Linked DNA regions of Mus musculus: all the other regions are linked to region 5. A link is a loop called in an ENCODE intact Hi-C map of the cell type or tissue named here. Cell type or tissue: heart. All regions are shown on one strand. Links, peaks and the distances in the headings refer to the core of each region. The heading gives the core; the rest is flanking DNA. Region 1 overlaps Aftph (aftiphilin). Region 2 holds the start of Actr2 (ARP2 actin-related protein 2). Region 3 holds the start of Gm32142 (a long non-coding RNA gene). Region 4 overlaps Cep68 (centrosomal protein 68). Region 5 overlaps Sertad2 (SERTA domain containing 2).

Region 1 (5,790 bases), core at 467-5,466, 53 kb before region 5:
ACGTTAACTCTAATTGTTAGAGATCTCAATCATTTTTTGGTTTGGGGCAGATTATGGAGGGGAGGGGAGTTGTGTGGGGTAGGAGATTTTCTTCTGTCATTGTCAGTGCTGTTGTTTTCAATCTGCCATTTACTGCTTGGCAGCTGAGGGTCCAGTGCTGGATAATCTGCTGTTGCCACTCAGGATGCAGCTGTTCTGCATGGCACACAGACCTCACCTTCAATACTGTGGGCACTTGGAAGCTCACCTTAAACAGTGGAAGAGAGAACGAAACAGTTTGGGCTCATTGTTCTTTATATGCACATTTACAATTTTATACATTTTAACTTTGGCCTGTATGCTTATTGTAGAAAAACTGAGGTTTTTAAAGTATGTCCTGAAAGTGTACATTAATGAGCTATTAAGACCTTGGGAGTCAATGTGCACCTTCCTCCTCGTTGGACTCAGTAACTGTGGAAGCTGTTGCTTGTTTGATTTTTCTAACATCTGAGATCCATCTGTGCTCATCGAAGAATTGGTTCAGAAAGGAGAGAACTTGTTCATGAGTTTATTATACATTTCACTTAATCTCGTAGGCTTTTCTTAGAAAATAAAATTGAACCAAGTATAGCTATGCACACTTGTAGTCCCAGCTGAGGCAGGGGGATCACCTGAACCTCAGTAGGTGGAGACCAGCCAGAGTGGTATTGTAATGCCTGTCTCAAAGAAGAAAGAAAAAAAAAAATGGAGACGCTATTAAGCATTTTTTTGTAAAGGGATGCTTAACTATAGCCCCACCTTAGCTTCCTCCCTGTTCCTCTCGCTGACTACTGTAGCTGCAGGCCAGCAGACTTACATCAGATACACATGTGTAACAGGTCCTGGGAACAAGGGTCCTCATTTCTCCCAAAGTAGTGCTCTTAGCCACTCCACCTCTTACCTGAAGAGCATGCAATCCGTTTTTAGTATTAAATTGATGCTTTAAATAATTGTGCATCTTTTTAGTCATGTCTAAGATAACCAAATTACCAAATCACTTTCTATACTAGCAATTTTATATTAATCTCCAAGTCTCTGACGGGAAGAAAAATACCCAAGTCTTAAAAGAAAAAAAAATTTTTTTGATGAGATCAGAGCAAGGTTCAAAATTAGGTTCATTAGCCAGTTTAAAAATTGAGGATATTGAGCTGGAGAAAGCAGTTAAAAGCACTGGCCACTCCTCCAAAGGCCCTGGAACCAATCCCCAGCCACCCACACAGCAGCTCCTAACAGTCTCAACTCCAATTCCAGGGGATCCAAACACCTTTACACAGATAGATATGCAGACAAAACACCAATACACATAAAAATAAACATTTTTTAAAAATGAGAATGTTGGAGGTCAGGTGTGGTAACTCAACACTCAGGAAGCTAAGGCAGGAGAATTGTCATGAGTCAAAGCACAACAAAGTACAACAGAGTAAGACCTTGTCTTAAAATAAGATAAAAAATTTTGAGAATATCAGCACACTCCTATTTATAAACACTATGTGTCAGAAATGAATACAAAACTGACTGATAGAATAGAAATTCTTGAGGTATTTGAAAGGCATCAGCTACATGCAACATGTATTTCAAAATGGGATTTTTATGTATTCCTTTTATAGATACTTCAGAGCCTACCATTTAATAAAGAAAAACATGAGGCTAGCTAATTGGCTCGGTGGTTAAGAACACAAGCTTCTCTTGCAAAAGACCTGGGTTCGATTCCCAACACTTACGTGGTGGCTCACAACTGTCTGTGACTCCAGTGCCAGGGACTCCAACAGCCCTTCTGGCCTCCTCAGGCAGGAGGCATGCATACGATGTACATACATAAATGCAGACAGATACACATAAACAAGATAAAATTAGATGAACACAGAGAGCTCAGTGGGTAAAGGTGCCTGCTATCCAAGTTGGTAACCTGAGTTCAATCCCCAGGAACCCTGTAAGGGTGGGCGGTCAGAACCAGCTGCAATGTGGTATCCACGCACTTGTAGCATGTGTGCCCTCATGTAGCGTGCTTAGTAATGACTGCTCACATTCAGAAGAGCAGCGCTTGTTCTGACAATGACAGTGAGCGGTGCTTATGCAGACTCACATGTGGATAGAGTGTTGCTGTTACATCTTGTCGCTCGCTCGCTCGCTATGACCCATGCAGCTTGCCCTCACTCACTGTCATTCTGTGCTGTAAGGTGTGGATCCAGAGTTGTATGAGTTAACAACTGCTAAGCTGGAGACCTCCACCTCAAGCCTCAGAGTGACTGATGCATTTGCGAAGCTCATGTCTACAGTGGAAAAGACAAGCACGTCAACCAGGTAAATGAACCTGAACTTAGCCCTAACTTTGTATCCTGGTTTAAATGGCCACAAGCAAAGTATGCAAGAGGCAGCGCTTGTGTGCTACGCTGTATCGTAAAGCCTAGAGAATGTCAAATGGATGTTTAATGATGAGTTTTGTTGGAAATGACTGACAGATGACGTTTTCTTCTCCCCACCCTCATAGAAGATGATTCTGGTGCCACTGGGAACATCCCTATCCTTTCATAATTATGGAGGAAAGCATTTTCCAGAACCAGTTTTATTCTCCTGGGGTTACATTAGCCTCTGTGTTCACTTTGAAGCTAAGACAGAGTAAAGATATTTTAATTTTCAGAACTTTCACTATGTGCACCTAACTTGAGCTATCATCAACTTCTTTACCAAACTTAGGGAGCCTCTCAAGGGACAGTCTTATCTTCTGCTGTCAGAGCCAGAGACAAGGAATGTCCTGTGGACCTTATACTTAGGCTTTAACACAGTTAAGTAACCCGTGCTTTGACAAATTAAACACAGGTAAGCCAGTTCCTAGTAGAAGGTGGTTCAGACAGGAGGACATCACTAGTGCCAGGGCAGGAGCTGATTGGTCAGCTGTCTTCTCTGCTTCCCAAATCATCATCACCCATCTGTATCTTCCAGATGTGTATGTGTCAGTTGCCCACTTTGGGAATTTTAGAATTTCCTATTGAATAACAGACACCATTTAGAGTTAATTCTTTTATTAAAAAAAATCTTATTTTTTTTATTCTTTTTAACTTAAACTTGAATGATTGCAATCTCTTTGGTTTGTTTGTTGGTTTGTTTTTGAGACAAGGACTTGGTGCACAACCCTAGCTGTCATGAAACTTGTTATATAGGCCAAGCTGGCCTTGGACTTAGAACCAACTGCCTGTGTCTCCCAAGTGATGGGATTAAGGGTGTGTGCCACCATGCCACCATGACTTAAAGAATTGTTGTGTCTTTTACTTCATTCCCTACAGGTGTCCATTCTGCAGACACTAATAATTTTTAAAGACTGCTGCCGTTACTCATTTGATGGCTGTAGGTGCCTTTAACCATTCCAGGAAATAGATTTGGAGCATGTAGGTCCTTGTGTCCACAGGTGCACTCCATTGCTGTCACTGACCTGCATTGGGCCCTGACACTGCAGGCCGTCTGCTGGCACCCTGGTTGTGGGAGTTATGCTGTTACTTTCTGAGCCAGTCCCACTGCTGCTTCCCTTTCCCTGCAGTCATGAGAGTTCAACTGTTGTGCCAGTAGGAGGCGCTCTACTCCACGTTGTTAGCCCTGTGCCTTCATTTCTTTAAGGCTCCTAGACAGACTGTACTGCCCAACGTGTTGCTACTGCATCTTCTGAAACAAAAGAATAAAATTGCAGCACACATCTAGGAGGGAAGTTGTAGCTGCCAAAGAGAGTCTCTGTGATAATTATGTGACCTTTCTGCTGTTAGGACACTAGACAACAAACCCAGAGCCTTGCAGACTCTAGACTCTACTACTGGGCTATTTTCTCAGACCCATTTGAACATTTAAAATGAAGTAAGCTGAAAAAAAGCTACAAACTTTGGGGTTCATTTGGAAGAAGGTTTTGTTTGAAAATAGTGAGAAAGATAACCACATGTTACTATTAGAATTTAAAGTTATAAACTATCACCAGAGGAGTGTGAGGTGGTGGTTTTGTTTCTGTTTTGTAAGAGCAGAAGTTGTTATTTTTTTTTATTTCTTCTCTCCCCCCCCCCCAATCAAACCGAAAGCCTCGTGCATGCTGGGCAGATGTTTACAGCAGAGCTCCAGCCCTAGCAGTGTGAGCAATTCTTAGTTGTATGGGGAAGACAGGCGGGCGGCACACAGTATGATTCCAAAAGGCTTTCTCAGTGTGTATTGGTCTGTAGGATTTATTTCTTTTTAAGTAAAAGTTAACAAAATTGTCTTGGCTCTTGACAGTACATCAAAGGTAGAGTGGAATGAAGAGCTAGCGGATAAAAAAGGGTTAAAGCGGTAGTTGCAGTGGATATACTGATGAAGCCTGTAATTTCAGCACTCAAAGCTGAGGCAGGAGGAGCACTTGAGACCAGCCTAGGCCAGAAAGCAAAGCTCTGTCTCTGAGAGCGAAGAAACCATAGTTGGGTTAGGGGAGGAGATTTGACGTGGAATACTTCTCTCTTTTTTCTATTTCTAAAATCGTGTTTATTTTTTGTCAGGGGTGATGGGTTCTGTGCTTGAGCACTGATGCACAGGGGAAAGTCAGAAAACAACCTGTGGGAGTCTGTGCTCTCTTCCACCATGTGGGTCCTAGGGAGCACACTCAAGCTGTCAGGCTTGTTGGAGGCAAGCCTCTGTGCGGCTAAGCCCTCTGAGGGCCCTCCCTCACACTCTTGTCTCAGAGCCTTTGAGTGTGTGAGGGAGCGTGATACAGTCTTCTCATTTATTCTCCTGTTTATTGCTGGTAGGTATTTGACATGCTCTGTTTCTGCCTGGAGCCTTAGACAACCTGGTACCCAACTCTGGAGTGCCTACCAACTGATATCAAACTTTGTACAAACCAAATTGGCATACCACACTATGGCCCAGAATTCCTGAACTTAAGCAATCCTCCTGCCTCAACCTTCCCAGTAGCCACCAGGACTACAGGCTTGTGCCACTGTTCCTGGCTGTGCTGGGGTATTGTTCCCAGGGCCCTGTAGAAGGAAAGCTAACCCAGTAAATCAAAACTCTAGAAGTTGATAATTGAACAGTCAGATTTATATATCAATAAATTCTCAATTGACAAGATGCCCACACAATAATTTCAGAGCCAATTGATAATGATACAAACTGCCCCCCTAGATTAGACAAGTTACCCCAGTTAGTCTTTCCTTCCGTGCATGGTATTCATAGCTGCTGTGGCTATGGAAAGACACGCAGCATCTGAATCATCTTCTTCTTCCTCCATCTTCTTTCCTCTCCCTCCTCTCCCTCCTCTCTCTCCCCGAAACTTTTCAACTCCAGCTTCCCTTCCACTGCCCAGTCACCAGCCATAGCCTTTATTTTACAAGTTAAGGTGGGGAGAAGTTCACAGGAGTCACCTGTGTGCGAGGTTCACTGCTGATTCACTCCTGATCTGCAGTCCCTCCTGGGAAAGCGGAATTAGCATCAAAGTACAAGCAACGCCCGAGCTATGCCAGGCCAGCACTGCACCATGGACCTACATCACCAGCACTTGCTTTGCTGTTAGAGAAATCCAAGTTCTTAGTGTGAAATCCTTCCATCTTCTTGCCCAACTGACCTAACATGGAAAAAGGTTATTTTCTAATTTAAATTAGTGTGTGGCCGGCTGGTTAGTAGCTACAGAGAGGCCACTAAGTGACATTTATATAAGCTAAAGAACTAGTGGCTAACAGACATACTTTGGGGCTTTCAGTTTTGGATTTTATTGATTTAATTAACAAAATGAAACCTGTCCTTCTCACTGTTGTAAATCCACTAGTTTTT
Region 2 (5,790 bases), core at 376-5,375, 530 kb after region 5:
CTGTAAGCAGATGTATTGAGTGTCACTTGAGCAATCGGAAGGATTCTTGAATTTGAACACATTCTTGTTGCTCTGGTCAGGGCCTTCGTTTTTGGTGATTAGAACCTCAAGAACAATATATAGACTATATATTATATATTAATACAATATATATGTATATATACATATTATATTATATATTATATGTTACATATTATGTGAGTGCACTGGATTGACCTTGGGTCAAGCAGGCACCTTTACCTGCTGAGTCATCTTGCTGGCCCAATGACAAAATATTAAACTTAGAAACACCAAGCATCAACAACCAGTACTTGAGTTTAAATAGTAACATATGTAACAAAACTGAAATTTGCAAAGTGTTGCCAGTAAGATTAAGTAAGGTATCGGTTCATACTTTACCTAGAAGTCTAAGGGAGTGCTAGGCCTAAAATTTAATTAAATAGGATACACTACCATCTTGTAATTCATTTAGTACAGAGTACCACTATCTGCTTGACTGTGTGCAAAATCATCAGGGAGATGTAACAAGCTGGGTCAGAGCCAGAGAATAGCCTGATCTACATATTGAGTTCCTAGTCAGCCAAGTGTTAGAACACTTGGAAGTTAACTTTTGACACTATACCTTCCAAGTTAAAGTTTCTGTTTACAGTAAGACAGTTAAGGATAAGTTGTTTCTCCTGTGTTAAAGTCTTTGCAAGTTAAGGTTTCTATTTGTAATTAAGAATAAGTTTCTCTGAAGAACCAGGCTTGATTTGGTACCACTGAGATGATGACCTGAGACCCCCACTGGAAATCTCCAATCTTTTGAAAAAACCCGGAAGTGAGGAGTGTGCACGAATGCTGAATGTTTGGGAATGGGAGGATGAGTGAGGCTTGAAAACACCACACTGAAAATCCTGCCACAGCCAACAGCAGCAGCCCTGTTAGACATGAGCTAAGTAAGCACTGAGTTTGTAGAAAACATAACATCAGCCATCTTGGAATAGAGAAACAATGGATTTACTTACTTATGAAAAACAAAAAAGCTGTCTCTTCCCAGGGAAGGCTAGAACTAGCTTTCCTGTCTTGGCCGGTGCCGAATGGGTGACTGATTTGGGAGAGGAGGACCTGGGTTCACCTGTGGGGCTGTGTTGTGAAAGGCAGCCTGGCCCCTGCTACTGAGGAGAAAGATGGAGCCCGGGTCTTGAGCCCACCTTCACTGTACCGTAGCACTTGGTACTGTCTATGTGCCCTTGAGAAGGCGCGTGGGGGATTTCACAGTCTGAGAATGAGTGTGTGTGAGTGAGGCGGTACCCACATTCTCAACTTCAAGTCATTGCAGTTTCTTTTTCCCAGAAAACAAAGGGGTTTGATGTTGCATTTCATAAACTAACTGAAGTTCTGGAGTTAGAGGATATAGAAATATAAAAGTACAGTTGTTACAAAGTAAATGCAGACTTCAAAGACAGAAAAAGCCACAACCCAAACCAAAATTTAAATGCTTGAAATTGGCATCATAAACAAGCTCTCTCCTGACTTGTATTGTGGCAGTCGGAATGCCCCCAGAAAACTGTGCCAAAGAGTTTAGAAAAAAAATGTACAATAAAAGCAAATACACTCGAAGCCGGGCGTGGTAGCGCACGCCTTTAATCCCAGCACTTGGGAGGCAGAGGCAGGCGGATTTCTGAGTTCGAGGCCAGCCTGGTCTACAAAGTGAGTTCCAGGACAGCCAGGGCTATACAGAGAAACCCTGTCTCGAAAAACAAAAAAAAACCAACCAAACAAACAAAAGCAAACAAACAAAAAAGAATAAGTTTCTGTTTCTTAGGTCTGATGTAAACTGCAAAACAAGTTTTCAGCCTAGCTAAACTTGGGATTCACATGACATATACTCTGACCCTTGACTCTTCCCTTTCACTGTATCTAACAATTCGCTCACATCTCGCCCATAAAACGGACCTCAAGCGACCGGCAGCGGTGAGACAGGTGGTTGGCCAGTCCTGGTGTACCCCAAAATTGCTCCAATTGGACAATCATGGATTTGGTCTTTTTAACTTAATATTCTTAGTTTTAACACAAGGATAGACAATGCGACCCTGTCTCAGAAAACAAAACTAAACTAAAATTAAAGGAAAGAGTTTTGTTCTTTGTTTTCGAGAAAGGGTTTCTTTGTTGTAGCCTTGGCTGTCTTAGAACTAGCTCTGTAAATAGACCAGGCTGGCCAGGAATTCACAGAAATCCAACTGCCTCTACTTGTGTGCTGGGATTGAAAGCAAGTTCACCACTATGCGCTAAGTGAAAGCATTATCTTTCTTTTTTGACAGGGTTTCACTTTATAGCTCTGGCTGACCTGAAACTTGCTATGTAGACCAGGCTGGCCTCCAACTTAGAAATCCGTCTGCTTCTGCCTCCCAAGTGCTGGGATTAAAGGCGAACGCCAACAGTGCCCGGGTGCATATTCAATTTCTTAAAGAGGTGCGTGTAACACTTGTCCCTGTTTCCAAGGGAGGTTACAGAGGACCTCAATTTTAAAGTCTGCATTTGGCAACATGGTGAGTTCCTGTTTGAGAAAATCAAAGAGGGAAGTGGTGAAGCAGAAAGAAACGAAAGCATCCCGCCAGGCTCCTAGGGCTGCATGCAACTGGAGGTGTGGAATAAACCGGAGGTTTGAAACTTGTAGGTGTATCCACCCAGGCCTAGGAGCAATGACACATCATGCCTCGGGACCTCCAGGTGGCTTTCGGTCTTCCTAGCCGGCTGCTCCACCCTTCTCCACTGCCGTCCCGCCACACACCCTCCGGCCTTCACCTGCCTGCCTCCTGTACAGCCGGCCCGGCCGCGCCCTAGGTCCCGAGACAACTTGGTCAGAGCCGCCGCCCCACCAGCCAAGCGCAGCCCCGGAAGCAGAACGAGGCGAGAGGGCGCGCCCGGGTCCGCGCCGGACAGCTCTCATTGGCCTTCTCGGCTGCCAGTCCCCGCTCTTCTTTTCTCTCTCTGCACCGCCCTCTTGGAACGGCTGCCGGGCGGGGACTTCCGGTTTGGGCGGAGCGGCGGGCCGAGGGCGGGGCCGTGTGGAGGAGGAAGCAGGCCAGGCCGGGCGGCGGCTCACCAGGACGAACCATGGACAGCCAGGGCAGGAAGGTGGTGGTGTGCGACAACGGCACTGGGGTAAGGCCCGGCGGGGCGGCCGCGTGTGTGTGCGGGGTGCGCGCGGGCCCCTCGGCTGCGCGGCTGGGCTTCGGGGGCGCGGGCAGGCGCGCGGGCGGGCGAGCTCTCGGGGGGCGCCGGCCGGCCCGGAGCCGGTGGCCCGGAGCTAGGCTACCCGCGCTGCACCCGAAGGCGGCGGAACCTGTCCCCGCGCGCTCGCAAGCATCCGCCGGCGTGCCGAGAGATGGGTCTAGACGGTGAGAGGCCCTGTCCCTCGGTGGCGAGGAGGTCTCCATTTCCGAGGCTCGCCTGTGTTCGTCCATACAAGACCTAGCGGCCTTCCTCTTCCTGTGTAGCGAAAGATGCCGAATGCGAGGCAGGAAACGGGTTCCGCAGAGAAAAGAGGAAGTGCTGTCAGGCCCCGGGCCGCGGCTGGAGTCTGCCCCGGGAGAGCGTGTGGGCTGTCCTTGTCGTCTGTGGTTTTGAGAGAGGGGGATGGTCAGCAGCTCCTGCTTCACCTCTTGCTTTGCATGCCGCCCTATTATAGACCTAGGACCTCTCAAGTAAATTCTAGTGGGAAGTTGGATCATTTCTGGTTCCTCCTCTGCTTCATTTTTTTTTTCTGTTAAGTACAGGATAGACACGTTAGTCTTGAAGATGCTAAAAATGTCAAAATAAGCCTAAAGTTCTGATTCAGAAAACTCGTTGCAACTGGTTTCTTTCTATCCCCAGTTAAAAGGGTGGAGCATCAAAGTTCCAGTTTTGAAGATGCAACTGTTTCTGACTCCTTTAGCGATTTGCAACATTTTGTGACTTTTCTCCTCTCTGCCACAGAGACGACACACAAATTAAAATAGATTTTACTTGAATTACACCTTTGAAGCCAGATTGTTGAAAGGGGAAGGAGCTGGTATTCACTGCCATTATAGTGCCCTTGGTTGAATTTGTTACAAACTTTGACAATTATTGTACTAGCTTCATTTAAGCTAAATCTGGGCTAGAATAGGATAGGTAACAATACAAAGGGACATCCATACCACTGCTGTGGTAACAGCCCTAAGATTCAGTAACTTAAAGGTTTTTAAGCAACCCCATTTATGTGCTCATTAGAGATATTTATATTTGCAGACTTCATGAAGGGATACATAAAATGCATCTCATTTTTTGAGATAAAGGATAAAGCAGTGAGGGAAATGGTACAATTTTATAAAGCTTCTAAATTATCAGGAAAAAGGTTTTTAAAGCAAAGCCTGTATTGTTACACTATATTTAAGCTAAATTATAAATGCTAAACTTTTCAGAAATTCTTATAAAAGTACTTATTAAAAAAAAAAAGTATCTTACTACCAAAGAGACGTCTCAGCAGTTAGGAGCACTGGTTGTTCTTGCTGAGAACCCAAGTTTGATGCCTAACATCTGTGTGGCAGCTCACAGCTATTCTGTAATTCTAGTTCAAGTGTATTCAGTGCTCTTTTCTGGCCTCTGTGGGTACTAGGCATACATGTGATACATATACAAACACTCAAGTAAACAGACATAACACTTAAAGTAACAGTGTCTTAAAAGTGTTTTAAAAAGGGCTGAAGTGATGGCATACATCTTTTATGCCAACACTTGGGAGGCAGAAACCGGCAAATCCCCATGGCTACATAGGGAGACTCCATCCATTTTTATTTTTTTTTTTTTAAATCTGTTTCTTAGGATAAAAAGATCAGCTACTATGGCATAAGTGAAAGGAGATGATTTTAAAAAAAGTTTTATGCCAGGTGTGGTGGCGCGCCCCTTTAATTCCAGCACTTGGGAGGCAGAGGCAGGCGGATTTCTGAGTTCGAGGCCAGCCTGATCTACAAAGTGAGTTCCAGGACAGCCAAGGATACACAGAGAAAAAAGTTTTATATCTATTTTTGTAATTATTTATAAACTTTATTCACTTTTTTTGTAGATATGTTTGACTGTGAATGAAATAGTCGGATCCTCATATACATCAGCTAGTTCTGATTTAAATCGTAACGCAGTTAGGAATATTGTGATGTCTTTTAAGAAAACTTGACGACTAATAGCTACTTAGATTTTGGGTTGTTTCTTAACTATTTATTCTTCTTTGTTCATCTTAGTTTTACTTAGGTACCTGAAGTTATAATGATGCCTTTACAATTAAATATTAGAGAAGACATTAAGACTTGATTTTTTAAAACAGTAATAGAAAAGGGGTTGGGGAGATGGCTCAGTGGATAAGCACCTGACTGAATCTCCAGGACCCACGTGGAGTGGAGCTGGCACTGTAACACCAGTGCTTCCACCACAAGGTGGGAGACAGAGAAAGGAGAACCCCAGGAAGTTTTTGGGCAAGCTAGAGCTGTATGCAGCAGTGGACAGCAAAGGACAGGTGAAAGATGAGGACCAGCACTTGAAGTTGTCCTCTGATTTCCAGATGTGCACCATAGCATACAGTCTCCCCCACTCTGACATATGAATATACTTACCATCTAGTCACACACTCATGGGGGCTGGAGTGGAGCTCAGTTAGTAGAGTGCTTGCCTGATGCTTGAGGAACTGGAGGGTCCATCCCCAGCACTGTACTATCAAATGTACGTACTTGTAATTTCATGGGAGGTAGATACAGAAGCATCTTAAATCCTTAATTAAATGGTGGTTTCATTTAC
Region 3 (5,790 bases), core at 540-5,539, 160 kb after region 5:
ACTAAACCTACATATAATAAGGAGAGAAGAAGAAAAAACTCAGGTCAAAAGCATACAATTAAAATTAAAATTAATATTAAAAATATATCTCTCTAATCCAAAAAAGGATACCTACCAAGATATCAAAACATGAATTGTACAAAACAAAGAATATTAAAAGCTGCAAGGGAAAATACCAAGGAAGGTATAAAGAGCAGGCCCGTTTGAATAACACTTTAGTTCTCAATTGAGACACTAGAAAGGACAGTTGTTCTACAGACTCTGAGAGACCAAACCCATTAAAACTACCAATTACAATAGAAGAAGAAAGAAAACATTATATAATAAAACCAAATATAAAGAATTACTTTCTCCTCATCTAGCCTACAGAAGTCATTGGAAGGCACACATTAGTCTAAAGATGTAAGCCATACCCCCAAAGACACAGGAATAAATAATCCCAGAAGAGTAAATCAAAAGTATGTGTGGCCAAGACCCCACCATAACAACAAATATCAGGGATCAATAAACACTGCTCATTAATAATTCTCAATATTAATGACCTCAGTTCTCCAATAAAAAGACATAGACTAACAGATTGGATTAGAAAACTAGATTTGTCTTTCTGCTACATCCAAGAAACACACCTTACCATCAAAGACAAACGCAGTCTAGGGGGAACCCTACTATAATTGTTATGCTAAAGAAACATTTAAATAAAATTACTTTTGATGACATAATGCTAATCCCATAGGCCAGTGTCTTGCTTAACCCTCATTGGAGAAACTTCTTCCGGCAGTAGATGGGAATTAGCACAGACCCACAATTGGATAATGTACAGAGAGTGAGAGACTTTGAGCACTCAGTCCTAAATAGGATGTTTGATGCAAACATTTCCCTCCTTCCTTTGAAGTTCAAGAAGCTATTGTAAGAGCTGGAGGTGATGGTTGGCCACCAGGAAACAATGTCTTCCAGACACAACAAGACTGATGACCAAAGAAGCTCACACAGGCTGCGGTAGTATGCGTAAGACCTACATAGACCTACATGTTCAAGCCAGACAGGATCCCAGCTCTGAGAACAAATGGGGAAGTGGACTTCGGGTCTCACCTGTAACGAAGAAACTACAGGCAACTGACATCCCCTGGCAGAAGAAAAATCCGTTTTTTCCAATGGATCTCACTGTGTCTATCAGCCAGACTCTGGGCAGGCCCCACACCAGAAGTAGCTAGCCATCACAGAACAAACTCCCTGGTATTTCTGTGGATTTTTTCCCATTTTGTTTTGTTTTGCTATTTTTTGCTTTATCAGTCTTTTCTTGTTTATTTTGATTTTTGTGGGGTTTTGTGGAGTTTTACTTGCTTGTTTGGTTGGTTGGTTGGTTGGTTGACCCTCTTTGTTGAAAGGGAAAGAAAAAAACTATAAAGTTGGGTGGGTAGGGAGGTTGGGAGGACTTGGGAGGAATTGCCAGAGAGGAAAAAACAATCAAAATACAGAAATGTTTTTCAATTATAAAAAGAAAAGAATTGAAAGTGTTGCCAATACAAATCCTCAATAACCCTTGCAATTACTCAGAAACCAAGAAAATCCAGGACCCCGTAATTTAAAAACAACAACAAAAAAAACAACAAATAAAATATTTTCCTTAAAACACACACCTCAAAGCTAAATACAGGACAAAACAACTTAATGAAAGGAAGAGAGAAGGAAAAAGAATAAATAAAGTTGATCCTATTTCATCTCAAGATGGCTCTGGAATTTTTGGCAAATGGGTGGCAGCCCACAGACCTGGGGGATGGGAGGAATAAGGACACCGGTCCCGCATCTGCAGGCTTTTTCCATGTTTGGTATCTTTCCAGCCATTCCCTCCCCACCCACTCGTGGTGCCACCCTGCCCTTCTCACTGACTCAGGCCCTGTCCCTGCTCCCTCCCTCCCTCCTACCCTCTCTCTAGACAGTGAGCAGCTAGAGATGAGCCCTAGGCCCATCTTCTCTGGTCCGGATTTTCCTCCAACTATGGGTAGAAAGTAATAGTGCACAGGATGTGGGCTAGGAAACACCCACACAAGGCTCAGCTGATGGTGAGTCCACTTCGAGGTACACATCCGCACAGGCTGCAACACTCCCAGAAATTATGAGGGCACGTGTCATTTAAGGGGTGTGCCCAACAGGGCCTCCAGGGCTCCTCGGAAGCCTCAGCAGGAAAGGGATGAGTCATGGCTGCTGAGCTGGCTTGCCAGGCCCGAAGCTGGCTGGCCAATAATTAACATGACAATCGCCCTACAGGCACTGACTTACAGACGAGCCTACTAAAGGGGTGTGCAGGGCAGGGAGTTCCTTCCCGGCCTCCCCTCTTCCTGAGACTTTAGATCCTGTCCCCATACCTCCCACCTCCAGTCTCCCGACGCCAGAAAGGCGGAGCCAGAAGAGAGGTTAGGAGCTGTCAGCTTCCAGCCCCAAATTCACCGAAGACTCTGCCAGCAGAGACGTTCATGAAAGAGCAATTGTGAGGCCCAGTGTTTTCGTTTGACACCCGTCCAAGAACAGGATGGTAAACCCAGAAGCCAGGTCACCTTTTGCTTGCTACTGACCCCTCCTGGAGTGAAGAAGACTGCAAGCTGAAGAAGCCCAGAAAAAACAAAAACAAAAACAAAAACAACAAAACAACTGGTTCTGAGTTTGCTGTTCACAATGTTGTTTCGTTGGAACCGGAAACAGTCCAGGTCCCCAAGTGCTGGATTTACAGATGTGCACCACCAAGCCTGGCTTTAGTCCTGAGAATCTTGTTTTTTAAACAGCTTCACTGTGGTCCAGGCTGCATTGAAACTCAGCAATCTTTCTGCCTCAGGCTACCGAGTGCTGGTATTGCTAACACACTTGTGCATGGTTCTGGCTTGTTTTAATTTTAATTTAATTTAATTTAATATGTATGGGTGTTTTTTTTTTTCAGGCATGTATGTCTATGCGCCACCTGCATGCTTAGTGCCTTCAGAGGTCAGAAGAGGATGTTGTATTTCCTGGAAATATAGTTACAGACTTTGTGAGCCACTATGTGGGAGCTGGGAATTGAGCCCACAAACTCTAGAAGTGCAGCCAGTGCTTCTAACTGCTGAGCCTCTCTCCAGCCCCTGTCCTGAAGTTCAGCTCCTTTTTGGGGAGGATGAAATCTGCCTAAATTTGAGGTCACAGGGTAAGAGTCTCACAATGGCATTCCCTTTCCTCCCAGGACTTTGCCCTTCCCTCACACCTGATATTTCACTCAAACCTCCCTTGTGTTTTGTCTTGTAGAAAATGGAGATGCTACCGAGTCTTTAGGAGATTTACACAGTATTTAGAAAGCGCTAGTCAAAAATGGTGGTGTCACTCCGGGGAGCCTTAGCTTACCAGGGGACCCCTGAGTGAACCACACGGAGCTGGGATCAATGCAAAAAGCAAGAGGAATTTATTGTTTCAGTGCACTGGGGTCGTCCCAGACCCGAAGGAGAGGCGGTGACCCCCAGTACCCATTCGGTGAGATTTTATATGGTTTCCAGGGGCAGAATAGAGCATCAGCAACTAAGCACAATATGATTGGCGGAACAGTACACCCTTAAAACTGATTGGTCTTTAGGGAATGAGGTGACAATGACTTCCCTTGTCTGAAGATGAGCAATGGTCAGTCCTGTGGAATGTGTCCCCACCCACAGGTCTGTTCCTGCCTCGTGGTCTGAGAAATGTTAATTATCGTCTCCCTTCCGAAGGGGCAAGTGTTTCATGACCTTCCCAAAGTTCCTAAGCTGACCTTTTCAGTGGATAGTGAATACTCTAATGGCCAGTGATCCCCTTATTAGGTCTTTCCCTAGCAGCCCCACTGGCTCACGGTGAGGTTGGCCATTACTCTAGCTCTCCTAAGGCAATTCTGGGGAAAGTCTGTAATTCCGAAGTTCCTGGGTCTACGACAGACTGAACCTGCAGTTATCTAACTCAAGGGTGGGAACAGCAAGAGTAGAGACCTGCTGACTCAGAGTGTGCTAGTGCCTCATGGATGACGGTGGTGGGGAGTAAGGCAGGCAGCAAGGGTGGGAGGGACTGGAAAGAATGGTGCTAAAGGCCACTAAGGAAAACCTTCAGGCAGAGTCTGCTTAGGTGGCAGTAATGTCCAGGCGTTCCAGGCGTGCTGGGCTGATCATTTGTCGAGGAACCACCTCTAGGAAGATAGGAGCACTTAAATCTTGCTAAAGGATAGATAAAAAATTAGTCGCTTACTAAGACACTGTGCCTTCCACTCTATCCTGTTGTAAAGAACACGCGTCTCTCTCACAATAGCTCAGTCATGTAGCTTTGTAAACCTACCCCTTCTCTGGGGTATTTTTTTTTTCTCCTAACATGCTTTCCCTAACAAGTTTAGCTTCCTTATTCTTTCTCTAAAACATTTCCTCCACCATGTGGTTGCTTGACTATCAAGTGCTTGACTTCTATGCCAGCTTCCAAGCTTGGCTCTCTCCTTCTTGCCTCTACTCCTGGCCTCTGGGCAGCCAGTGAAGTTTATAGTTGGCCTGCCCTGAAGTTTTTCTGTTAAATTCTAATAAAATTGTCTTTGAGCTGCCATTTGAGTCCTCTTTTTTTTTTTTTAATTATTTATTTAATTTAGGTATATGAGTACACTGTAGCTGACTTCAGACACACCAGGAGAGGGCATCTGCTCTCATTACAGATGGTTGTGAACCACCACCATGTAGTTGCTGGGATTTGAACTCAGGACTTCTGGAAGAGCAGTCAGTGTCAGAGTCCATCTTTTTTTTTTTTTTTTTTTTTTTTTTTTTTTTGGTTTTCTAAGACAGGGTTTCTCTGTATAGCTCTGGCTGTCCTGGAACTCACTTTGTAGACCAGTCCTTGAACTCAGAAATCCGCCTGCCTCTGCCTCCTAGGTGCTGGGATTAAAGGCATGCGCTACCACTGCCCGGCCTCCCAGAGTCCATTCTTAATTTAAAAAAAAAATTACTTTATTTTGGGGCAAGAGGGATGGCTCAGCACTTAAGAACACTGGCTGCTTGGTCATAGGATCCCTATTCAATTCCCAGCATCCACAAGGCAACCCATAACTGTCTGTAAATCCTATCTCAAGGGGTCCAAAACCCTCCTCTGGCCTCTGTTGATACTGCATCCATGTAGTGCAGAGACATACATCACACAAAGAGTCACAGACATAAAATAAGAATAGAAAAGCCCTTCAAAACAAAAGTTTCTTTTATGCCTATATGTGAGTATGTGTGTATGTAGACTGCCAGTGTGCCTGGTGCCCCTGGAGACCCAAGGAAAATGTCAGATTCCCTGGGCTAGAGTTGTGAGTTATCACGTATGTACTGGGAATAGAACCTAAGTCCTCTGCAAAAGCAGCAATATAGAGGCTGGAGAGATGACTCTTTGGTTAAGAGTACTTATTGCTTTTGTAGATTCCAGCACCTACATGGTGGCTTACAAACACCTGTAACTCCGGTTCAGAAGATCTGATGCCTTCTGCTGAACCCCACAGGCACCAGGTGTATACATACTACACATACACACATTCAGGCAAAACACTCATACATATAAAGCAAATTCTTAGGAGGAGGAGGAGGAGGAGGAGGAGAGAAGAAGAAGAAGAAGGAGAAGGAGAAGGAGGAGGAGGAGGAGGAGGAGGAGGAGGAGGAGGAGAGAAGAAGAAGAAGGAGAAGGAGAAGGAGAAGGAGAAGGAGAAGGAGAAGGAGAAGGAGAAGGAGAAGGAGAAGGAGAAGGAGAAGGAGAAGAAGAAGAAGAAGAAGAAGAAGAAGAAGAAGAAGAAGAAGAAGAAGA
Region 4 (5,790 bases), core at 537-5,536, 390 kb after region 5:
ACCCCTCTTCTGACTTCTGTAGGTACAACATACATGTACACAAAAATAAAACCTCAAAGCTAATTCTAAAGAGGAAGTTTTCATATGTGTATGCAGTGTGTGTCGCTTGTATCTGTCCCTCACTATAGCTCTCCTCAGGAATCCCCATCATGTGAAACAGTTATTTTGTGTGGAGGTCAGAGGCAGCATACTGCATGTGGTGGGGAGAGGGCAGTTTGTGAGAACGTGTCTCCTTTCTTCAATCTGTGACCACAGTTTTCCTGATATCCACCCTGCTTGAAGCTAGCCTCAGAGCCAGCTCAAGTCTGTCTTCTCTTTTGTCATTACGGACTTCACTGTTGCCGTCCTGCCTAGCGTGACCTCCACTGTGACACTCCAGAAGCCTTGAAGCTCCAAGCCCTGCTGGGCTCCATCTTCCCACTCGCTCCCTTCCTCTTTCTTGCTTACTAGACATGATCTGCTGCTGGGTATTTATGGCATTTCTCGCTACCTGTGAGTCCTGTGACGTTTCATTGTTGAGGCCCCAAACTGAAAGGGGCATCCCTGCCAGTACAGGTGGCTGTCAGTGGCCATGGGTACACAGACAGCACTTGTCAGAACAGAAATGTTGACAGTTGGGATGCATGCATTTGTTTCCAAGGGAGTTGCTACTTAAAGAATCACACGGGAATTTTTTGTTGTTCAGAGATTTGCTCCTTGGTGAATCATGCATCTATTTGAATGAGTTAGACAGAAGTGAAAGTGCCCCCCCTCCCCAACTTGCCAGTCCTCTCCCATTTGCTCTAAACAGGAATGTGTGGGAAGAAGGCAGGCAGCTGGGATGAGCTTGCTTGAGGGTGACTCAACAGATACCAGGAAAGGTCAGGTGTCCCCTGCTGTTAACATATACACAGTGCTGAACATGGTGATAGCTGATGGGTCAAGTAGCCTTTGCAGGCTCTGAGAACTACCTGAGAGGTTTGAGGGTGAGTTTGTGGTGCTCCCTGGAAGATGCTAGAGGATAAGTAGTCCCTTGAGTAGCAGTTCTGTGCTCTTTCTCATAAAGAGGAGCAGGGTGCAGCGTTTACTTTTTATGCTGGCAATGACTAAACATGGTACATCTGTAAAGGAAAGCTGCATGTGTGGACTGGGGCCTACTCAAGAGAGGTGGTACAAGCATCTGGAAAGGCAGGGCTACCCAAGCCCTTTGGAACCCAAAGTGTTGCATTATGGGTCCCAAATGCCAGCTCCTGTGGAGCTGCAAGAGTTGGTGTTTGCTCTCCTGCGCTTGGTCTTGCTTTGATCGTACTCTTTGCTATCACTGCATTCTTCCCTGTGGGGATGGGAGTGTATATCCTAAACACTCGATGCTGCAAGTATGTAACTTTGGTTTTTTATTGTATAGGAGCTTACACATCAGAGATTTATTGAGTTTCAGAAGAGACTTAGTGGTGGCTATGCTTTTTTTATATGTATATGAGTGTTTTGGCTGTATGTATATCTATGTATGTACCACATGCGAGTCTGATGCCTGAGGAGGCCAGAATAGATAATCAGATCCCTAAAACTGGCATTTCAGGTGGTTGTGAGCCACGATGTAGATGCTGGGAATCAAACCTGGGTCCTCTGGTAGAGTAGTCAGTGCTCTTCACCTCAGAGCCGTCTCTCTAGCCCCCTGCAGTTACATGTTTAATCAGTATTGGATCTGTTAAAGTGTGAGTTTTCTTTTTTATGTTGGACTGAACGTGTTTTCCATTAGTTATCTTGCAATGAACCTATTAGTGGGTGGGGGACAAAAGAAGGAAGGCCATGACTTGACAGTGGTTAAGTGTGTTTGGGTATGGAGTTATGGTTATTATTGTCAGCCCGACAGGATATGGAATCATGTAGGAAACAGTTTTCTGGTGTATCTATACGGATTGTTAGACTTGGTTAATTGAGGTGGGTACCACCCTACCTGTGGCTGGGGCCCCAGAATGGATGATGAGGAAGAATGTGAGCACTGTCTCTCAAGCAGGCATCACTTCATGCGATACTGCACATGCAGTGTCACCAGCAGCCATGGGTCCCCTTCCAGGATTTCCCCGTGGTGGCAGACTGCATTCTTGAACTGTGAGCCAAAGTAAACCGCAGCATCATAGTCACTTTTACAGAGCGGCAAGACGACAGTGCAGGATAGACTGTGATTTAGTAGGCAGATTCATAATCAGATTGTAAACAATTCGATTCTCTGAACTGGGAGAGTAACCACATATATTCTATCTTTAGAAGTACTATTTCAGTGGAAATCCCCAAGTTTCAGGCCTTTCTAAAAAGAAAAACTTTTATTACATTTACTTATGTGTTATGGGTGCGAATGCTCATTTAAAAAGAAACACATTTTTATTACATGTCTTTTCATGCAGCCAGATTCTCCTCCCTTCCCGAATCGTGTGCGTGCTAAGGAGTCAAGTCCAGAACCCGGCTCTTGATGAACCAAACAAGGATCAGTAAGAACACACCACACACACAAGTAGTCCGTGCAGTTTGTTAAGGAGCCACAAGGTGAGGATGTGGCTCCATGAAAATCTCTCATCAGAACTCGCCGCTCCCTCTCCCGGTCCTCGCCCACCCTCTTTGGCTCTGGGTGCCTTTGGACTTGTGCTCTTACTGATCCTTGTTTGGTTCATCAAGAGCTGGGTCCTAGACTTGGCTCCTTAGCACGCAGACGACTGTAGATGTGAGGTGTGAGAGGGGTCCAGCTTCATGTGTCTCCCCGTTGACAGCCAGAGTGGATTCAGTGCATCTGGCTGGGGAGGCAGACACCCCTGTCTTCTTCACTCCCCTGTGTGTCCATCCTGGCTGGGTGTAGAGGGCCTGTGCACACAGATACACACTGGAGAAGGCAGGACAGTGAAGCACACAGCTTACCTCTTCAGTGGAGTGAGGTGTGTGTAGCAGCTCTGCCTAGAATGCCAGGAGTGATGGAGTTTCAGAGCCTGGTGATCCCTTGCTGTCTTCCAGACCCTTCCCCCTAAATCTTGAGCATTGCTTTCAGCCGTAAAGCCCATTCTTATGCGTGATATCACTTGTGCATTACAACAGCCTAAGTGACTTCTCAGTTATCTTAGAGCCAGGCCAGTCCCGACACCCACAGCCATTATCTTTACCTCAGTCATTCTCCCTAAACCCTTATCCTGGGCACTGTTTCTGAGGCAACAAGAACCCAGCTTACTGCTGAAGCCATATGGACTTTGTAAAGAGCTTCAGTGTGAGCCTTCCTTAAGCTGTGCTGCATTCAGGGGCTGAAGTTAATTGTTACCAGGAAACTTTGTTTCCAAAATTGTGCTGTGCTTAAATATACCTAAAGTAAAATGATGTGGGGCAGACTCTAGAAGTCCTAGTCCAGTGCCAGTTATAATAAAACTGAGTGATCCGGTTTCATTCTAACCTCACCCTTCTTGGCTTTTTTGGTTTTTTTTGTTTTTGTTTTCTTTTTTCCTGCTTGCTATAAAGCCTGTGGGGAAATCAATACAGTTGAAGGGAATAACTTTCCTTAACAGAGGACTGGTCACTAATCAAGGATATACCAGGAGCTATACTGCCCTTAGATCTCCAGACGAGCTCTGAGATTCTAGGTTCAATCCCTAGTGCTGTTTTGGGGTATTTCCTGGGGGGGGGGGCTTCTTTTGAGGTGGGGAGAGACAAGGTTTGGAATACTATGTCTTGCCCTGTTCAGCACTTTTAAAGTATAGGTGTGGAAAGAAACTTGTGTTTGTGTATGTATCAAGTGATAGGAGTCACACAAAAACTAATACTGCTTGCCTGTGTTTGTGGGACTGTTCAGTGGGAAATACTTGGCTTGTTATGTGAAAGGTTAGGCACTGTTCCTAACAGAAAACAGGTGGGGTCGAATTAGCCCTGAAGGGTCTGACGCTTACAAGAGTGAGCTGGCTGCATTTAAAATGCATGCTTTTCTCTGAAGTCCTGTCAGAATGGCCTGAGCCACACGTGCCCAGTTAAGGGGGAGCAGGAATTTCATATTCTACCTGAGTTGCATTTCCTAGTGTGAAAGCCAAACAGGATGAGCCTGAGGAGGCCACTTCTACCTGCCTTGTCAGCTTCTAGTCTCTGAGGAAAATGAGGCTGTTCCTGTCCAGGTTTTAGTTTTGAGGTTAGTCCCAGTGCAGGTGACTGCACACACTCCGTGCGCACTGTTGCCTTGTACCCACGTGCATGCCCTTCAGGCTAGATCTCCTCCTGTCGGCCCCCCAGTGGCAGGAGGAGCACTGGCTGGCCTGTTGAGGCCAGCCTGCTTTCCCTCTGTTGTGTGGAGCTCCTGTTCTGTAGCTCCTCCCTCACCAGTCTGCCTGGGCTGCTCTGCTTTCTCACATGAACTCACCCCATTATCACCCGGCTTTCTACGGCACACACCACAGCAGCCTGAGAAGGGGCGCTGATCTGTTTCTGGTCATTGGTCAGAGAATGGGAAGCCCCATCCAGTCTATAGTCTGGTTGTCTCCTCCCACCAAAAATAGTTCGAAGCATCCTCCTGAGCCCAGTGAGGTCCTAGGCTACCTGAACTTGCTATCCTCTGGGGTAGAAAGGACAGACCCAGACTCAGGATGCTAACCAACAAGCCATTGGCTGAAGAGAACCACTATGGGGGCTGTGCCTGGCAAAGACCAGCTGGACATCTTAATGAGGTTGAGGTAAAGAGGTGACGACACACACGGGGCCCAAGCCTTTTCCTGAACTGCACCTGTAGAGCTGCACTCAAAAGCATCTCAGGCCAGCCAGGGTCAGGGTGTTAGTCACACCCATTAGCCTGCACTTACCTTCTTTGTGTGCTTCCTGTCCCTTCAGCTTCCAGGCAAGGAAGATGGCCTTGGGGTGTGGTCTTCCTCCCAGATCAGCTGGCTTATACATTTTTTTCTTCTGCTGCCTTTTTTTTTTTTTTTTTTTTTTGCAGCACAGGCTGCCCAAGTCTTTTGCTTGGTTACACCTGTCCTGACTCTTGGGAGACAATACCACAACTACAGAGGACAGAGTCATACTTGGGCATTCCCTTTGAAAGCGTCTGGGGCTGAGGACGAGTCAGACCTTGGTACGTGGCCATGGAAATGGTCACTATTCCTTTGGCCAGAAAAGTGTGTTTTCACTTAAAATCAAGATTTTGATGCACACATCAAGAAAATCTGTTTCTCTTTTTTTTTTTTTAACATTTTTTTTTTTTTTTGGTTTTTCGAGACTGTTTCTCTGTGTAGCCCTGGCTGTCCTGGAACTCACTTTGTAGACCAGGCTGGCCTCGAACTCAGAAATCCACCTGCCTCTGCCTCCTGAGTGCTGGGATTAAAGGCGTGCGCCACCACGCCCGGCTGAAAATCTGTTTTTCTTTTTCCTTCTCTGGTTTTGTAGGTTCCTGAAGGCTTCAAAGGAAACCTGATAGAGGAGGCTCAATGGCCCTGAGTGAAGATGAGGCTGAGGCAGAAGTGTCTGTCAACACAAAGGTCCCATCCTGTGGCAGGTGGAACTCTGGGAAGCTGCTGCCCTCAGGGCTTGAACCAGATCAGCCCCTACATCTGGGTGTTGAGGGGGGGCCACTGTGGAGGGCTGAAGCTGACCCTGGCTGCATCTCGGGAGTTTTCTTGTCACGGGTCCATACTGCCAGCAAAGAACCAGTAGCAGATAGGTCTAAGCCTCCCCTCAGAGGCCCGCTTCCTTCTGCCAGTGTGGGCACTGGAGAGGTTTTACACTCTATGGGCAGCCAAGTAAGTATGGTGGGAGCTGAGGTGGGGGTGTCCTTTCCTTGACTGTTAACCTCTGTCCTGG
Region 5 (5,790 bases), core at 373-5,372:
GCTGAGAGACCACCGGCAATGCTGATCCCACACCAGGCCTCTACACCAACTTACTACTTTTTATTATTTTTATGGATATTTTGCTTGCATGTATGTCTGTGCACCATATGCCTGCCAGGTGCCCAAGGACACCCAGAAGAGGACCCAGATCCCTTGGAACTAGCATTATGAATGGTTGTAAGCCATCATGTGGGTGCTAGGAACTGAACCCAGGTCCTCTGGGAGAGTAGCCAATGTTCTTAACCTCTGAGCCATCTCTCCATCCATACCCACCCCAATGTACTACTTTTGAAGAAAAAAGGAGCCAAGAGGGAAGAGAAGGCTCCCAAGAGAACACCCGAGATTTCTCATCTGCATCTGGTGCTGCCAGAGGCCTAGGCTCTTGACTTGTAACAGTTTCCCTTGAGTGAGTAGCAGGGGAAAGCATGTTCCTAACTCAATCAACTGTGTGGTAGAATTCAGTCTCAGAGACAGACCGGGAGGGGCAGTAAAAGCCCAATAAGGGAAAATTCCTTCTGGCAAGTGAATATAACCTCCAGCTGAATAGAGACCTATTATCCCAGTTGTGCCTAGCCAATCACCTAGTCCTCGGACCACCTCTAGGAAAGTCAGCTCACACCTTTAATCCTAGCACTGGGCAGGCAGATCTCTATGAGTTCAAGGCCAGCCTGGTCTACATAGGGAGTTCCTAGCTGGCCAGGGTTAACTACATGGTGAGAGCCTGTCTCAAACAGCCAAAAAGATAGGTAGAAGACTCTATTTCTCTTAATGAGATACTGTACTCTTCTTTGTCATTCCTGCCCTCAGCCTAGTCCGTCCTGGCCACCACGAGATCACTGGGTCTGCTGCCATTTCTGAGGCCTAAGTCACAAAGACACTCTTCCTCTTCTCTCCCTCTCCCTCCCTCTCTCTCAGATGCTGGTCAGAAGCTAAGGATGCTCTTGTCTGATACCTGGGCTTCCTCATTCTTCCTAAAGCCTTCCTCCCTGCCTCGTGGCTCCTTGCTCTCCCGAGGAGAGGCGTTGTCCCTTCTCTCCTTTCCCCTCCTGTGGGTAGCTGTCAATGACCCCACCCTGGGGGTTTTCTTTTAACTCTAGCTGAACTCATTCTCACATTCTTTTATTAGTGAGAGTGAGACCCCTCCCAGGGGCAACCCCAGTTGCACTTTGTCAACAGTGGCTAAAGTGGGGCTGGAGAGAAATTGTGCAGAAACAATTTCTGAAATGGAATTTTCTCTGTTCCTTATCCTGCTTTTGAAGTGAGCTTCTGTCCTCGACAGAACACTAGCCTGGCCTTCCCTGCAGTATGGCAGTGAGGAAAAACCCCATCTTGCGTTAATGGGAAACCATACTGGCTTAGATAGCTTTCCACACGTAACACACCACACCCAGAAGAACACAGCACACTAAGAAACCTGCTCATGGCTAAGCTTTTAAAGCCCAACTTCCCCTCAAGGCACAAGAAAGAGACCAGAAAGACTGAACTGCTAAGGAAGTGGTGGTCAGGGATGCTGGCACAATCCTAAGGGAAGCTACAAGAAACAGAGCAGCCTCCCTGTCCTGGGCTGTCGCCAGGCAGGAAGGTACATGATGGGGGCAGGGGTTGGGGGTGGGGGTGGGGGGTGGCATCAGGCAATCTTCAGACACCAGTGGCAGTCCCTGGCCCAGGGGAGCAACAGTCCGACAGGGCGAGAAGCTCTGCCACTTACAAACAGGGAAAGACAACAGCACCCCACCCCTTTCCACCCATGCTAGTGACAGACCGTGAGGCCGTCGGGATCTGGAAGGTCTTATTTTTAAACTAAAGCCTACCCAGGGTTTCAGAGGTCTCTGCAGTAACATCCATGCTAATTGGTAAGTAAGACAAAGCCTCCCTAACAAATCAGCACAGTAATTACAAAGCCACTCTCCAGATCAGGCAGTCCCCGCGCTCACTCTGCCTGCTGTAACCTGACACCCACCGTGGCTCCACTCAGTCAGGCCCTCGGGCCAACCCTGCCCACCCAGCCAGCTGCAAACTCTCTGCCCCTCCAGAGGGCCACCATACCATCGGCCAGGATACCAGGCTCTGTGCTTATGACACAACTTTACCATGTGGGGTTGTTTTCTAATGTCTACAATCAACAAATTTTATCATTCCTCTTAGGATTTTCACTATCAGCTAAATTGGATACAATTTCTAACGCTGGCTTATCAAACATAATCGTTTCACGTGAAAACAAATGGAATTTTAACAGGCGACAACCAATTACACTGAGTAAACAAGAGTCAACTTTTAGAAGTGAATGTTTCTTTAGAATGACGAAAAGAGAGATAAGGAAGAATAAAGTATGTCTTAATTGCAAAAATCTGAAAAGCAAAAATGGCTTTTAAAGCCTGTCAGCAGTGGGATGTGTTTCTAATAGCCACTTGCTGGCTTTCTGTCCCCTGGAAATTTTAGGTTGCAACCCCAATGAATTGAGGATACCAGCCATCTTCTAAGGCTGACGATGGAACTGCTAACAAGTCCTCTATTTCACCCCAGAATTCTGGCTTAAAGCAATGTCTAAACTTACAGTTTCACAGATACAACATGATTTGAGGCCTCAATTTGGCTAGAAAACACACCAGAATGGTCATGTAGATAAAACAAAATCAACAGAATGTTGGTTCCTTTAGAGCTGGGTAATGAGCACTGCACTTTGACTTCTGAGTCTGTCTGGAATTTTCCATAAAAGTTAAACAATACATCACTATATATTAAAAAAAAAAAAGACCAAAAACAAACAAAAAAATTCTGTACACGTAAAAACCAAATGAAATAGGCACAGCAAATTTCTTACATGAGAATTACACTAACTCTATAAGCATGTTTACACAGATGAATGAGTGTTTTATGTAAACAAGCATGCCCAATGCAAATTGGAATCCTATAAACATCGGCAGCACCACATCTACCACAAGGGGGCGCCACAGAGCAGCAAGGCATCTTCCAACTCCATGTCAGTTCCTACCTACAGAGTTCTCAAAGCATTTACATTTCCAAATTCCATCTTCTATTCAGGTGTTCACATGGCAATGCTGAATGCTAGAAGCCTTACCAAGCTCCAACTAAATTATATAATGTTATGGTACAACCTTTTATTGCTTGTATATAAGTAACACCATGGTTAGGATCTCTGGAGGATTACTGAAGAGAGACACAAAACCAAGCACAAATCCAAGTCATGAAATGTGGACTCAGAGGAGGCAACAGTTCAGATCCAGATCTCCAGTGGGATTCTGAGATTGACTTCTAACCACACAGCCAACCTTCCACATTTACAACCAAAAAGTTTACTAGTATAGTCACTTTCAATAATCCTATTGCATCTTAATAACAGTAAATTACTTCCACACTGAACAATACTTCAGGCAATTATTGGAGGAAATCCTTCATCAGGAACACGGAGGAGAAGCCATTTAATTGTAAAATGTAACACAGTTTTAACCTCAGGGATATACTGAAGCAAGTTACTTTGAGACAGTTGGGATTCTCTCTGGTCAGATTACTAGCTCAGGTTATATGATGCCTGGTCAGTAATAATGCTTCTAACACATGAACTAGTTGCCTTTTTTTCCGTTTGAAAGCCAGTAATTAGAAACATATATATTATAATTATCTGCATTATGATGCTGCTTTATAATCATTTGGTGTCCAGGGTACATCTTCAGCATCCTGAGTCTAAAGTCTCATTAGCATTAAGGAATCTTCAGCTTTGACTTTCCCCAGAGGATTTCCTGCCAGGGAACCTCATCCAGCTTTGCACCTCCCCATTCCCGGGCATAATGAAAATATTTTTTCTCCTGTATTTATAATTGCTTAGATGGGATTCTAGTTTCAATCCTCTTGTAGCATCTTTTCCCCAAAGATACCTTGTTTTTCCCTCACATAAGTGATCCTTAATAAACAATGTCAAGGGAAAATAAAAGACTTAAGTAGAAACCAAAGGATTTGTCAAAAAGCATGTGTGAGTTTTTCTTTCGCTTAAAAAGGTGACCAGGTAAATAACACAGCCATACCAACACAGTAACTTTAAGGCCAATTCAGTGAAAAATCAAACTCCACTTTAGTTCAAACATTTAGTTAAAGGTGGCTTTCCATGTTAGCTAACTAGTTTATCTATAAATTAAACTGAAGAATAGAACCTAAGGATACAACTTCAAGAGATATTTTATGGGAGTGTTTCTTAAGAGTTAAAACATTAAGCTAGGAGAATGGAAGAATAGATGGTGAATCTGAGGCCCATATAAGTAACCTACATATTCAGAATATTTATTGTAATTGCCTTTATAAATTAGGTAGACAGGGGCTAGAGAGATGGCTCTGTGGTTAAGAACACTGGTTGCTCTTCCAAAGGATCTGAGTTTGATTCTCAGCATCCATATAGTGGCTCACAACCATCTGTGACTCCAGTTCCTGGGGATCTAATGTCATCTTCTGGTCTCTTTGGGTACCAGGGGCACAAGTGGTATGAATGAACAGAGCCAAACACCCATATACATAAAATAACAAAATCACTCAAAAATGAAAGAACTAGGCTGGTAAGGTTTTATAAAGTCAATTTAAATTTTGTATCCTATACTTGAATAGTTCACTCATTTGAAAAAAAATAATGAAAATACTAACTAAGCTGGGTGGTGGTGGTGCACACCATTAATCCCAGCACTCTGGAGGCATAGGCAGGAGGATCTCTGTGAGTTTGAGGCCAGCCTGGTCTACAAAAGGAGACAGCCATGACTGCTCAACACAGAGAGACCCTGTCTTAAAAAATAAGGGGCAGGGAGGGAGTCTTGGGGAGGGTAGAAAATATCAACTAAAGGGTAGTGAATACTTTGTAAATATAGTAGCCATTTTTCTAGGCTATTTTGAGATTTTAAATTTCCCCCAAGGACCTTGAATATTCGTAACTTACTGAAATTTAGGCAAAGCCATTTAGCTAAATACAATAAAAATAATTAGAGTGCCATATTAAGTGTAGTAATTATTTATTTCTAAAGAAAATACTTACTAGTTCTACTTCCACTCTCAGGATCTTGTGGAAAGCTTTCAAGCCCATCCAGCTAGCCATCCCTAAGTCTCTTGTCCCACCCGCCTCTTGCTGCTTTAACAAGTAGCAGAGAGGAAACCTCATTTTGGATTTGTAAATCAACTATTGCCACATAGCTAACAATCACTCCCAGGTGAAATACACTTTATTTTATATTTCTGGTCACAGTAAAATAATTTTTTTAAATTAGTATTTCAAGCTTATGCAAGACCCAGGTTCCATCTCCGGCATCACAAAAATCACCTAATTGTTTGCCTGGGGCTTAGCAGTAGTGCCTTCCTAGCTTGCCCAGCACTGAGGAAGAGGGCCACACACAACTTCAAAAAAGCTTCTCTCACCAGAAGAGACAGTAAACAAATCTGCTGAAGCCATAGTACCCACATTTTGTTAGAGAGATTTCTAGGAAAGCAAAGACCCACAGACAAAGGCATGTTTAAGCATAAGGGGAATCTGAAGGGCTTGTGTCAAACAGCTACCACCTGAGCATGTCACTCGTGCGGCTACAACTGTATGCAAGACCTGCTCTGGTACAGAGACGACCTTGGGACTTTGGGATTCTCAGAGTCTATCTTGGGCAATGCTTCTCAACACAGGGTGGGGTGCTCCAGCAGTCTACTCCACGCTCAGGAGCAGCATGGGCTGAAGTGATAAGCAGTTAGGCAGAGGAGAGCAAAGGGCTAGAAGGTGGCTCTGCAGTGAGGGCCTTTCATGTGGCCACCAGG

Evidence for each region. Peaks named below come from ENCODE experiments on the same cell type or tissue, not always from the same donor. Only the 100,000 strongest peaks of a DNase experiment are listed, where the experiment ranks them.
Region 1: it touches region 5 in a loop (3-fold over the local background); 3 of 42 quality-filtered maps call a loop at or near these places.
Region 2: it touches region 5 in a loop (2.4-fold over the local background); 2 of 42 quality-filtered maps call a loop at or near these places.
Region 3: it touches region 5 in a loop (2.8-fold over the local background); 17 of 42 quality-filtered maps call a loop at or near these places.
Region 4: it touches region 5 in a loop (2.1-fold over the local background); 3 of 42 quality-filtered maps call a loop at or near these places.

What each region holds. Positions count from the first base shown.
Region 1 is chr11:20,688,994-20,694,783 of GRCm38, reverse strand. It overlaps Aftph (aftiphilin), which reads left to right. Exons shown (of 10, transcript NM_001290545.1): 9 at 2,196-2,319. Among named protein-coding and RNA genes, the nearest start is that of Gm46272, 49 kb to the left of the region's middle. In heart, for the core only: a CTCF peak has its summit at 3,563 (motif pointing right); no DNase peak of the experiment used is centred there.
Region 2 is chr11:20,110,162-20,115,951 of GRCm38, reverse strand. Actr2 (ARP2 actin-related protein 2) reads left to right here and starts at 3,001. Exons shown (of 9, transcript NM_146243.2): 1 at 3,001-3,147. The coding sequence starts at 3,100. In heart, for the core only: no CTCF peak of the experiment used is centred there; DNase peaks (open chromatin) are centred at 2,981 and 3,511; H3K4me3 peaks cover 2,702 bases; H3K27ac peaks cover 2,320 bases.
Region 3 is chr11:20,474,028-20,479,817 of GRCm38, reverse strand. The region is part of intron 2 of Gm39607 (a long non-coding RNA gene); the gene reads right to left. It overlaps Gm32142 (a long non-coding RNA gene), which reads left to right and starts at 1,437. Exons shown (of 2, transcript XR_872285.2): 1 at 1,437-2,841; 2 at 2,930-3,410. In heart, for the core only: a CTCF peak has its summit at 2,585 (motif pointing left); a DNase peak (open chromatin) is centred at 2,167; H3K4me3 peaks cover 491 bases; H3K27ac peaks cover 760 bases.
Region 4 is chr11:20,241,825-20,247,614 of GRCm38, reverse strand. It overlaps Cep68 (centrosomal protein 68), which reads left to right. Exons shown (of 7, transcript NM_172260.3): 2 at 5,377-5,729. The coding sequence starts at 5,418. Among named protein-coding and RNA genes, the nearest start is that of Cep68, 4.7 kb to the left of the region's middle. In heart, for the core only: CTCF peaks have their summits at 2,509 and 4,208; DNase peaks (open chromatin) are centred at 4,234 and 4,734.
Region 5 is chr11:20,636,188-20,641,977 of GRCm38, reverse strand. All of the region lies in intron 1 of Sertad2 (SERTA domain containing 2), which reads right to left. Among named protein-coding and RNA genes, the nearest start is that of Sertad2, 7.1 kb to the right of the region's middle. In heart, for the core only: a CTCF peak has its summit at 2,941 (motif pointing right); DNase peaks (open chromatin) are centred at 1,947 and 2,937; H3K4me3 peaks cover 1,235 bases; H3K27ac peaks cover 1,607 bases.